Regions from separate parts of the Homo sapiens genome. Here region 1 is linked to region 2. A link is a loop called in an ENCODE intact Hi-C map of the cell type or tissue named here. Cell type or tissue: endothelial cell of umbilical vein. All regions are shown on one strand. Region 1 overlaps PDE7B (phosphodiesterase 7B). Region 2 overlaps PDE7B (phosphodiesterase 7B).

Region 1 (5,000 bases), 73 kb before region 2:
TTTAGCTTATAATATGTTAAAGTTCAAATCAAGCCAGCACTGCACAGTGCCTAACACTGGGTCTTGGGCAGTAAACACTTAATAACACCTGTGATGATACTTCAAATTTTTTTTTCCAAGTTTTTATGCATTAGAATAAACAGATTAACTTTCCTTTTTACTTAATTGTTCCCTGTAGCTAGAGTTTGTGGATGGTTTATATTCAGGATAAATGATAGCAAATGAAGGAAAATGTGACTCAAAATATGTGCTACATGTCCATTTATGTTTCATCTACGGATATTAAAATATTATTTCCCAGTGTTTGGTCCATGGAAAGAACACACTTAATAAACTTCAAAGTAACTCTGTTCCATAAGTGGGAATAGTAATTTCTATGAAGTATGAAACTTTACAGTTTATAAAGTGCTTTCAAGTACACAATCTCATGTGCCCCTCCCAACAGCCCTGTGAAGTAAGTGTAGGGTAATGACTTCTTATTTACTTGGCTGGAGAATATGGTTGGAGAAAATTCAGTGACTTGCCCAATGTCACACAGTGAGTTGTGAAACCCTTTAGTGGTCCAAATGCTCCTATCATCACGCCCAGTTGTTACCTTCTCCATCCTCATTGTGAGCTGAACTCCCCGTCCTCTGCAGTCTGGTCAACCCCTGCTACATTGGGCCAGGTCACATTTCTGTAGGTGGCATGAAAAAAATGGAGACAACTCTGATAGGTGGACTCAACTGGTGAGAGGTGAAGGCTATCCTGAATGTGACTCTAAAGATAAACATCAAAAGTTCAGCCTTAGCCAACATCTTAGCATTCCGCAATAGAGTTGAAGGTATCACCTATTTCATCTTTCAGAGGAGTGTCTTCTTGGTTCTTAACTCCATCGTTTTCAAGCCTGGCTAACCCTTGGAATTACCTGGGAAGATTTTTAAAATTCAGATGCTCCAGTCTCATCATGCAGTGATTCTAGCATCAGGCTCAAGCACTGATATTTTTGAAAGCTCCCCAGGTGACTCTAACGTTCAGCCAGGGTTGAGCGCCCCTGATACAGCTGAGAAGGCAGCAAGACTGTTATAAGCTGGCACAGAAGCAGCCTTCTTCTCCCTTAAACTAGGTAAAAAGAGCATGTCTGTTGACAGTCCTAACCATTTCTATGAGGAGGCCTTGTGTAATTTCAAAGCAAGCCAGAAACTTGTGTCTACTCAGGAATTCCTGTGGGACATTATTAAAGGGTTTATGGTTAACTGATGGGCTGAATTAATGGTGAGCATTAAGGCAGATTGAACCTCAAAATTCGGGCAGATTAACAAAGTGACCAAGGTAGAGGTAGAGATTTCAAGCTTAACTTTGAGTTTCCTATCTTTCATAAGACAAGTACTGGTGGTAATAAAAAGCATGCTTTCTTTCCTTCACCAGTCAAGTGGATGTGGACCAGCCCTTATAAAAACTCGGGTCTATCCAAAGAGACATAGGAGGAGAGGTATAATTAACTTGAGTAAGCAAAGTAATAAACAACAGCAGCCTGAAAAACAGCTTGCAGAAATCTAAGAGGGATCCCAGTTTCTCAGTTCTGTTTTTAAACTACCCCTTCCTTTAATCTCCTGCAGAAGTAAACTCATAGAAATTATACTAAGAACTAAAGTTGCCTGTTCTTGTATTGGATCTGTGTGTGTGTGTGTGTGTGTGTGTGTGTGTGTGTGTGTGTGTGTGTGTTTTATGTATATTAAGAAGGGAGGTGGGAAGGAGAGGACATTGGCCTAATTACCACTGAGATTGTGTCTTGTGAATTCCATTGAGGAAACACTTCAGAATAAGCACATTTGTTAAAGTGGATGAGTTATTTTACACTTCATACGAAAATGAAAAGATGAATGTATCATTCACAGTTATATTACTAGAGGTGAAAAAAATAGTATGGTTCTCCTCAACAGGGCTGAGTTACACAAATTTTATCTGAAGCTTCTATTTCACCAAAGATACATTTGACTCCATCCTACCTAGAGTAAGGAAATATTTAATTATTAATTAATCTTTTGCAGCAAAGCACATGTATAAATGGATTCAGAGTTAGAAAGCCATTAAAGCCAACTGAAATGTCTCCACAATTTATAGAAGTCATGGATACAATAGAGCCTATAATACACTCAAAATCCGATTGGAAGAGACTTTTTAAACTCAAGAACACTGTCTTTATTATATTAGAAGACTAATGAATCTCATTTATTCAATTATATTCAACAAGCACTTATTGAGGATCTAGCACAGGTTTGGCATTGTTGAGAGTAAAGAATAAGATAGCAACTCCTCATAATAACTACAAATACGTATTAAACAATTCGAGAATGCTAAGAATTATTATATTAGCATGTACTAAAGCTCTCATTTTAAAAAATATTACTACAGAAAATGTGGCATAGAAACAGTGAGTGCTATCAGCAATTCAAAGGATCTAAAACAGAGTTAGTCATAGTCATAGGGCTCAGTTTTTATCTTTCCTCATGCTCTCAAATCTTCCTAAAACAGCACTTTCATCAATAGTAAGCACTGGCTTCCCCATAATCAAAGATTATTCAGAATGAGACCTATCCATCCTGCTTCTTCATGTCCCCTCCCAACTCTGCATCCTCTTATCAGTGAGGCCAAGTCCCTTCATGCTGCCCTGGGACCCTTTGGCCCGGGCCTTTGGTCACACAAATCCTACAGGCCTCCAGGCCCTCTGGCCACCAAGTTCATGTCCCAAACCTTAACCCTCCCCCGGCCCCACGCTCCATACATATGTACCACCGCTACTCAGTCCATACTAATCCATCTAAATCCAGCCACAGACATGCAACTTCCTCTGACAAATCCAGGAAAAGGAAGCATGGTGTGTATCAATAGAAATGTGTCTGAATCCCACTATCTTGAAAACATTAAAGATTCTAAAAAATATATTTTTTAAAGGTTTACATCTGAAGGAGATAAAAATAGTATTTTTTGTTGTTGTTGGCAGAACAAATTTCTGACTCATGCTTAATCAGCCAGTGAAGACACTGATGAGTATGAGTCGATTCAGGGGTAACAGCAGAAAATGAAAGCCAGTGTGGACAAATGGGAAGTTGGTCTCTTCTGAGGAGAATAGAAAATTAGTGTTAGAAAAAGACCGTTGTGGTGAAGTTCTTAAAAGTGACCAGCATACCTATATGTTCTGTGCAAAACAGGTTATCTTCCTCTGCTCTGCTTAGCTGATTAGTCTGAGAGACGTTCTTACCAGCCCAGGGATACCAGCGCAAAGCCTTGCCCATATCCATTAACTAAAGACATTTCACAACAAGACAATTTGAGTGAATTATAAATAGTCTAAACTTATTTGTAAATGGAATAATTGGAACTACATTAAAATAAAAATTAATGAAGAGAATTAACATAAACATAAAGAGGTTTTTTCTTTAAAAGCCTATTATAAGGAATTGTTTTATAATTTAATTGTTAATTAACACCATAAATTTCTCAGCTTTCTTTAAATAAATGGATACACACATGCACACACACAGAGAAGGAGAGAGAGTTGGTGCTTTTTATTTTTATTTCTCAAAGTTAGATCAAATCTCATGAAAAGTTTACCATTGACTAAAATAAAACCTCTACTTGATGGTGATACATGCCTAGACACAGGATCTTTACCAAGAGAACATCAATTTCCTAGTGTCAAATAGGCAAACCTAAATAAATATATTGAGAATAATAGCATATAATTTTCTAATTTCAAAATTATGACTTTATATTTTGGCATAATTATTGGTCCATTTGTAAACAAGAATGTCTTTCAAACTGGTTTTTCTAGATTTCTAGATTTGTTTATTCAAACAAATCAAGCAAGGATACTTGCTGTTATATAGATCACAAATATGTTTGAGCTAAAAATTAACTTCAGTCAGAAATTCACTGATTCACCAAATGATTCAACTACTAATATGTGATAGATTTAGATTCCCTTTAACTTACATATTGTATAGACTCCCTACCACTAAGAAGTAACATAATACCGTATTAGTTTTCTATCCTTACAAAAGGCGAGAAAATAACGGAGGCAAAAGCACAGATTTTTATCAATATAGAACAAGGAGGACTGTTTTGTAAGTTTTTCTCACATTAACCCATTTAGACAATCTAGCTTTGTTGCTGAGAGAAGTATCCGTTTCTCTTTTTAACTCATTCTCTGTCCCTGTGTCAAATGCTAAACAGCAGAAATATGTTCATTTGGTCCAACTGTAGTCTTTTATCTTAGTCTTGTTTTGATCCAATACTGAGAAGAAAAATCCATCTAGTTACCCTACTTCTTTTCCAGTATGCACAGCACTTGTGTGAGTAAATATGAAGGATCCAGGGTAGATAACAGCAAATATACTGTTTGGTATTTTCTCCTTCCGAGAAATAGCAATACCCACTTAGAGCACAGGGATGCTGTGAAGATTAGTCACATTAAATTTGAGTATAGTCCATTGGAGATATGCTACTGTGATCAACTGTTAAATCTGATAAGAAACACTGAGACCATCATCCACTCCTCTGAACTATCCTTTAATAGCCCAGTCCCGATGGAAGCTGGAGGCCATCATTCACTTCAAATCTGTGACTTTATTCTCGGTTTTTTTGTTGTTGTTGTTTTATTTTTTATTGACCATGTGGTAATTTCAAGAAGCAGGCTGGGCACAATGGCTCAACCCTGAAATCCCAGCACTTTGGGAGGCCAAGATGGGCAGATTGCTTGAGCCCAGGGGTTCAAGACCTAAGCAATATGGTGAGGCCCTGTCTCAACAAAAAATCCAAAAATTAGCCAGGTGTGGTGGCATGCACCTGTAGTCCCAACTACTAGGGAGGCTGAGTGGGGAGGATAGCTTGAGCCTGGAAGGTCAAGGCTGCAATGAGCCATGATCATGCCACTGCACTCCAGCCTAGCTGACAGAATGAGACCCTGTCTCAAAAAAAAAAAAAAAAAAAAAAAAAAAAAAAAAAAAAAGCCATAGAAA
Region 2 (5,000 bases):
CATATACCCTGAAGCCATACATGTTGCTTTCCAAAAAAACCAAACCAAACCCAACAGCAAACAAGAAATTCAGGGTATACAACCGTATATCAATTAATATTAAATTATAGAGTTCAGTGTCTCAGATTCTATTACATGGTGATCATGTAACGTTTTCATCTAAATAGTTTAGTTTATTCTGGATTTTTCAAAGTCTGATTAGGCATAAATTTCAGAAAGATCAGATTTCTAGAATAGCAGCTATTATGGAACAGTTAATATTTCAGATTTTAACCACTAAGATATGCTCTTTATTTTTTATCAGTTCTTAGTAACAATGTGAAAATAGTATTTCCCCCTGTGATCTTCAGAGTTCTAACTGGTGGTTTACAACAAGGTCACCAATTTTACACACCACTGCCAATGGCTTCCTCAAAGTTCACAATCCAGTGATTTCCATAAAGGCTTTTTTTGTTTGTTTGTTTTAAGTTTTATCCAGGCATGTCTATATGTGGCTCTTTCCTTATTTTTAGCCAGTCTGACTTAATAGCAGTTCAGAAGGAAAGACTCTTCTACCTGCGAGGCAATACAGCAATTCCTGTTTCCATTGCACAACAGCACAAAGGCCTTGCCCATAATATTATACTTAATGCTGGGAAATGTGACTGACTCCCCCAGGATGACTCAATAACCCTTAGAGCAGATGTGCACCTTGGATTCCATGTTTGCTGTTTGGGTTTGGTTTGGTCCTTTTAGAAGGCAAGATGCATGGTCTCAGAGTAGATAGGAGAGGTGGGATGACTCCGAACCAAATACTGAACAGAAATGAAACGTTATTGATGCTCCTTTACAAAGCCATCATTTTCTTATTATAGCACCCACAAATATGAGAGATTCAAAGCCCTTAGAGAACATGAATGTGGCACTTTGGATCTTTGAATAAGTTAATGAAATAGGCATAGCCTGGGCAACTGCAAAAGAATAGATGTTCAGCCCTTTCGCTATGCAGGTGCAAACCAGTTATGAAAACAGATATTTAAAGTTTTTACTAAAAATCCTTTTTAGGATTTTTAAAAAACCTTCAGGTATGCAATATATCCTGTTACACAAAGTCTCATGATAAATACTCTTTAAAAAGAAAAAAAGTTGAATATCACTTAGCAACCGAAGAACAAAAGCAGAAGAAATGGAGAGACAGAGCACAAAGCTGAAGCTAGGGAAATATGAATACTGGTTACATCCTTATCAATGACTCCCTGAGTATTCCTTTGGATAACCATAACCTTTTTTTTTTTTTTTTTGAAATGAGGCCTCACTGTGTCACCCAGGCTGGAGCACAGTGGCACAATAGATGGTAGCTCACTGCAGCCTAGAACTCCTGGCCGCAAGTGATCCTCCCATCTCAGCCTCCCAAGTAGATGGAACCACAGGTGTATGCGACCACACCCAGCTAATTTAATATTTTTTATAGAGATAGGGTCTTGCTATGTTGCCCAGGTCTCAAATTCCTTACTTCAAGCAATCCTCCCACCTCAGCTTCCCAAAATGCTGGAATTACAGGTGTGAGCCATTGCACCCAACACAACAACCATGTTTTTTCTCTGTAGGAATTCCTCCACACATTGGGAATGTATCTTTCTCCTTCATTCACAGAAATGTTCTAGATAATAAGATGAGGCATGCATGTAAAATTTTCAGCTTAAAGCATCTTCAAAGGAACAATTTACCCATTTTTCTCCAAACCAAATAATCCCAATTCTAAGTGAGACTTTATTGAATTTATTTCTGTTTCTCAGCCCTAATCATCTGCCTTTGCTGATTTCCATTGCCCACTTTCAAATCCCTACTAGACTTTATGAAGACCTGTATACCCAAAGCCCAGTGTAAATATTTTTAATTGAAATGAAGGCATGAAATGTGTTAGAATTTAACATAAAACCTAAAACTACATAGGACATTCTAATTAAGACTTGACTAGCAATATCTAGGGACTTCTATGCCGGAAGCATAACTAGAATTAAAGTGTTTGACTTCTTCTTTTTAACTTTTTTGGTTTGCTTTGGTTTTGTATTCTATTTCAACTATTCTAAGTGTGATTTTTGACCAGCATTTAATGTTGATATAGATGTGGCTTCACATCTAAGCAAGGAAGGTGTTTTTCAAGTGCTGGAAGTGAGCTGCCAGTATTTCCCACACATCAGGCCTTGTTTTTTCAACACCTTGTGGATCGCTAATTGGAGTTTGCATAATCTACCGCCAAATTGCAAGCATTCCTTTGAGATGAGTGGAACACACACTTCCCTTCCAGAATCAATGAAAAGAGAAGGTCAGGAAGAGGAAAAGCAGCAAACAATGATCTAATTAATTTAGAAGAAACTGAATTTCTGGTTCTTGATTTCCTTCAGAAGAAAAAAATGAAATGCCACCTGAAAGGAATGTTTGTGATTCATGTTTTAATCCCCCAAACAGTTCAATTGTTAGCTGCTGTCGACGAAAAAGAGTTAAGACTCTGTAAAATATTTGAAGAGAGTTAGTCCGAGCCAAATATGAGTGACCAACGGCCCGTGACACAGGCCCAGGAGGGCCTGAGAACATGTGCCCAAGGTGGTCAGGCTACAGCTTGGTTTTGAGCATTTTAACATAAGACATCCAACAGTACATGAAAGATGTACATTGGTTCTGTCCGGAAAGGCAAGACAACTAGGAGAGTTGGGGCTGGGAGTGGGGGCGGCGTGCCAGGTCATTAGTGGATTCAAAGATTTTCTGATAGGCAATTGGTTGAAAAATCTAAAGACCTGGAATCAATAGAAGGGAGTGCCTGGGTTAAGAGAAGGGGTTGTGGAGACCAAGATTCCTTTTTTTTTTTTTTTTTTTTTTTTTGAGACGGAGTCTCGCTCTGTCTCCCAGGCTGGAGTGCAGTGGCGCGATCTCGGCTGACTGCAAGCTCCGCCTCCCGGGTTCACACCATTCTCCTGCCTCAGCCTCAAGAGTAGCTGGGACTACAGGCGCCCGCCACCACGCCCGGCTAATTTTTTTGTGTTTTTAGTAGAGACGGGGTTTCACTGTGTTAGCCAGAATGGTCTCAATCTCTTGACCTTGTGATCCACCCGCCTCGGCCTCCCAAAGTGCTGGGATTACAGGCGTGAGCCACCGTGCCCGGCCTTCAAGATTCTTATTACACAGATGAAGCCTCTGGGTAGCAGGCTTCAGAGAGAATCGATTGTAAATGTTTCTTAATCACACTTTAAAAGGTGCCAGACTCTTTAGTTGATTCTCTCCTGGATCAGAAAAAATACATAGAATGGGTCAAATATATGTCAAAGCAATCTGTTTTGGGGTAAAATACTTCGATTTCTTTCAGGGCCTGCTATCTCATGTTAGTATCTTATTGCGACAAAGCATCTGTTTTGTCAGTCTTAAGGTCTCTGTTTTAATGTCAGTGCTGGTCACCTGTGCCTGAATTCCTAAGGGAGGAAGGTATAATGAGGCATGTCCAACCACCCCTTCCCCTCATAGCCTGAACTAGTGTTTCAGGTTTACGTTAGAATGCCCTTGGCCCAGAGGAGGGATCAATTCAGTTGGTTGGGGGGCTTAGAATTTTATTTAGGGTTTACACTGCCCATAGCAAAGGAGAAAGAAATAATTTTGAAATAACTTTAAAATGTGCTTTTGCTTTAAAGGCTGAGGAGCTGGAAGCAGTAAGCAAGCGGGGACAAATCATGAGGAGAAAACACTCTCAGCATGCAGTGAATCATCTTTAAACCATTCACAAGCACGTGCATAAGTAAATATGTACATGTGAGGCTACACTGATCAAATCCATGGAGGAATTAGAAAATAATCAGTAGTGAATGCATCCTCCATCAACAAGTCCTAATGGTTTCCCCTTCAATTCAGTCCTTGAAATTGTACAGTTCAAAACTGTCTCAGAAAAGCAAGGCTAATATTCTTTAAAAAGCATTTGATTATATAAATGTGCAGAGTTTTTAAGGCATTCAAGAATACAGTTATTGCCTATTTTAAATTTTTGAAATTAATATCTAGCCAATTAAAACAAACTAGGTCTTTTAAATGAGTCATTTTCAGCTTTTTTAAACACTTAGTTCTATAATATACAGTTATAAAGTGTGAAAAATTATCTTCAATTTTTGTTTGTTTTAAATTACTGTTAAAATCACAATATCTTCATCAGAAAATAGAGCAGAGATGAATTGCCTTGGTAAAAATATCACAAAAATTAATGTTAAAAAATTCAGAATGGTAAATGAAGTGCTTAAAGAATCAGTTTAAAAGATGGCAAATCTCTTTTTCTGTCTATTGATCAATGAAACTATCTCTAATCCGAGTCATCATTAAAGTGTTATGCAAACAGAAATCTGAATTCAAATGAGCACAAAAGACCCCAAAACTTTAAGTATATTAAACTGATAAATATCAAAAAATTAGAAATTCCCCCAAGAGTCAACTCTTTCTCAGCATACATATTAAGTTGCAGGGAACTGATCAGTTGAATAGCTCAACTCAACTATATTCAACTGTATTCAGCTGCACTGTATCTTAAAGTATGAAAGCCTATATAAAAAAAAAAAAACAGAAGATTTAAAATGAATTTTAAGAAACAGCTACTTAAACTCAAAACCAGTTGATAAACATACCTTTTGATGCAACAACAGGAACAGTGTAATTAAAAGTGGATTAAGTCCTTGAATTCCAATTGAACAGGAGAGGAAATCCAATATATTTGAATTCTTTTGGGTTAGAATCTGTCAATGATATTAAGGCAAATTATTTATAATTTCACAATGATATCCAGTTAGAATATTTATTAATCTTTATAAATACCCATCCAATTTGCTTTCAGGCCTATATTTTTCACATTTTATATGACTATAATATGTCATTCTCAAATAATATTAGCATAATCAAGTCTCATGAATAACAATATTGTTGAAAAAATATTAAGTGTTCTCTAATCTGCTTTTTTTATTTTAAAAGGTTAGTTAATGGCATTGATCCAGATA

Evidence for each region. A loop is a pair of places that touch in the nucleus more often than their neighbours do. Peaks named below come from ENCODE experiments on the same cell type or tissue, not always from the same donor. Only the 100,000 strongest peaks of a DNase experiment are listed, where the experiment ranks them.
Region 1: a loop joins it to region 2, with 6 times the contacts of the local background. A loop is called at or near these places in 1 of 110 quality-filtered maps.

Annotation. Positions count from the first base shown.
Region 1 is chr6:135,992,462-135,997,461 of GRCh38, forward strand. All of the region lies in intron 2 of PDE7B (phosphodiesterase 7B), which reads left to right. Among named protein-coding and RNA genes, the nearest start is that of PDE7B-AS1, 78 kb to the right of the region's middle. In endothelial cell of umbilical vein, no CTCF peak of the experiment used is centred here; a DNase peak (open chromatin) is centred at 2,940; H3K27ac peaks cover 1,745 bases.
Region 2 is chr6:136,065,590-136,070,589 of GRCh38, forward strand. The region is part of intron 2 of PDE7B (phosphodiesterase 7B); the gene reads left to right. PDE7B-AS1 (PDE7B antisense RNA 1) reads right to left here. Exons shown (of 4, transcript NR_149042.1): 3 at 4,635-4,742. Among named protein-coding and RNA genes, the nearest start is that of PDE7B-AS1, 4.7 kb to the right of the region's middle. RefSeq lists an enhancer at 2,070-2,614. In endothelial cell of umbilical vein, no CTCF peak of the experiment used is centred here; DNase peaks (open chromatin) are centred at 622, 2,252 and 3,732; H3K27ac peaks cover 3,953 bases.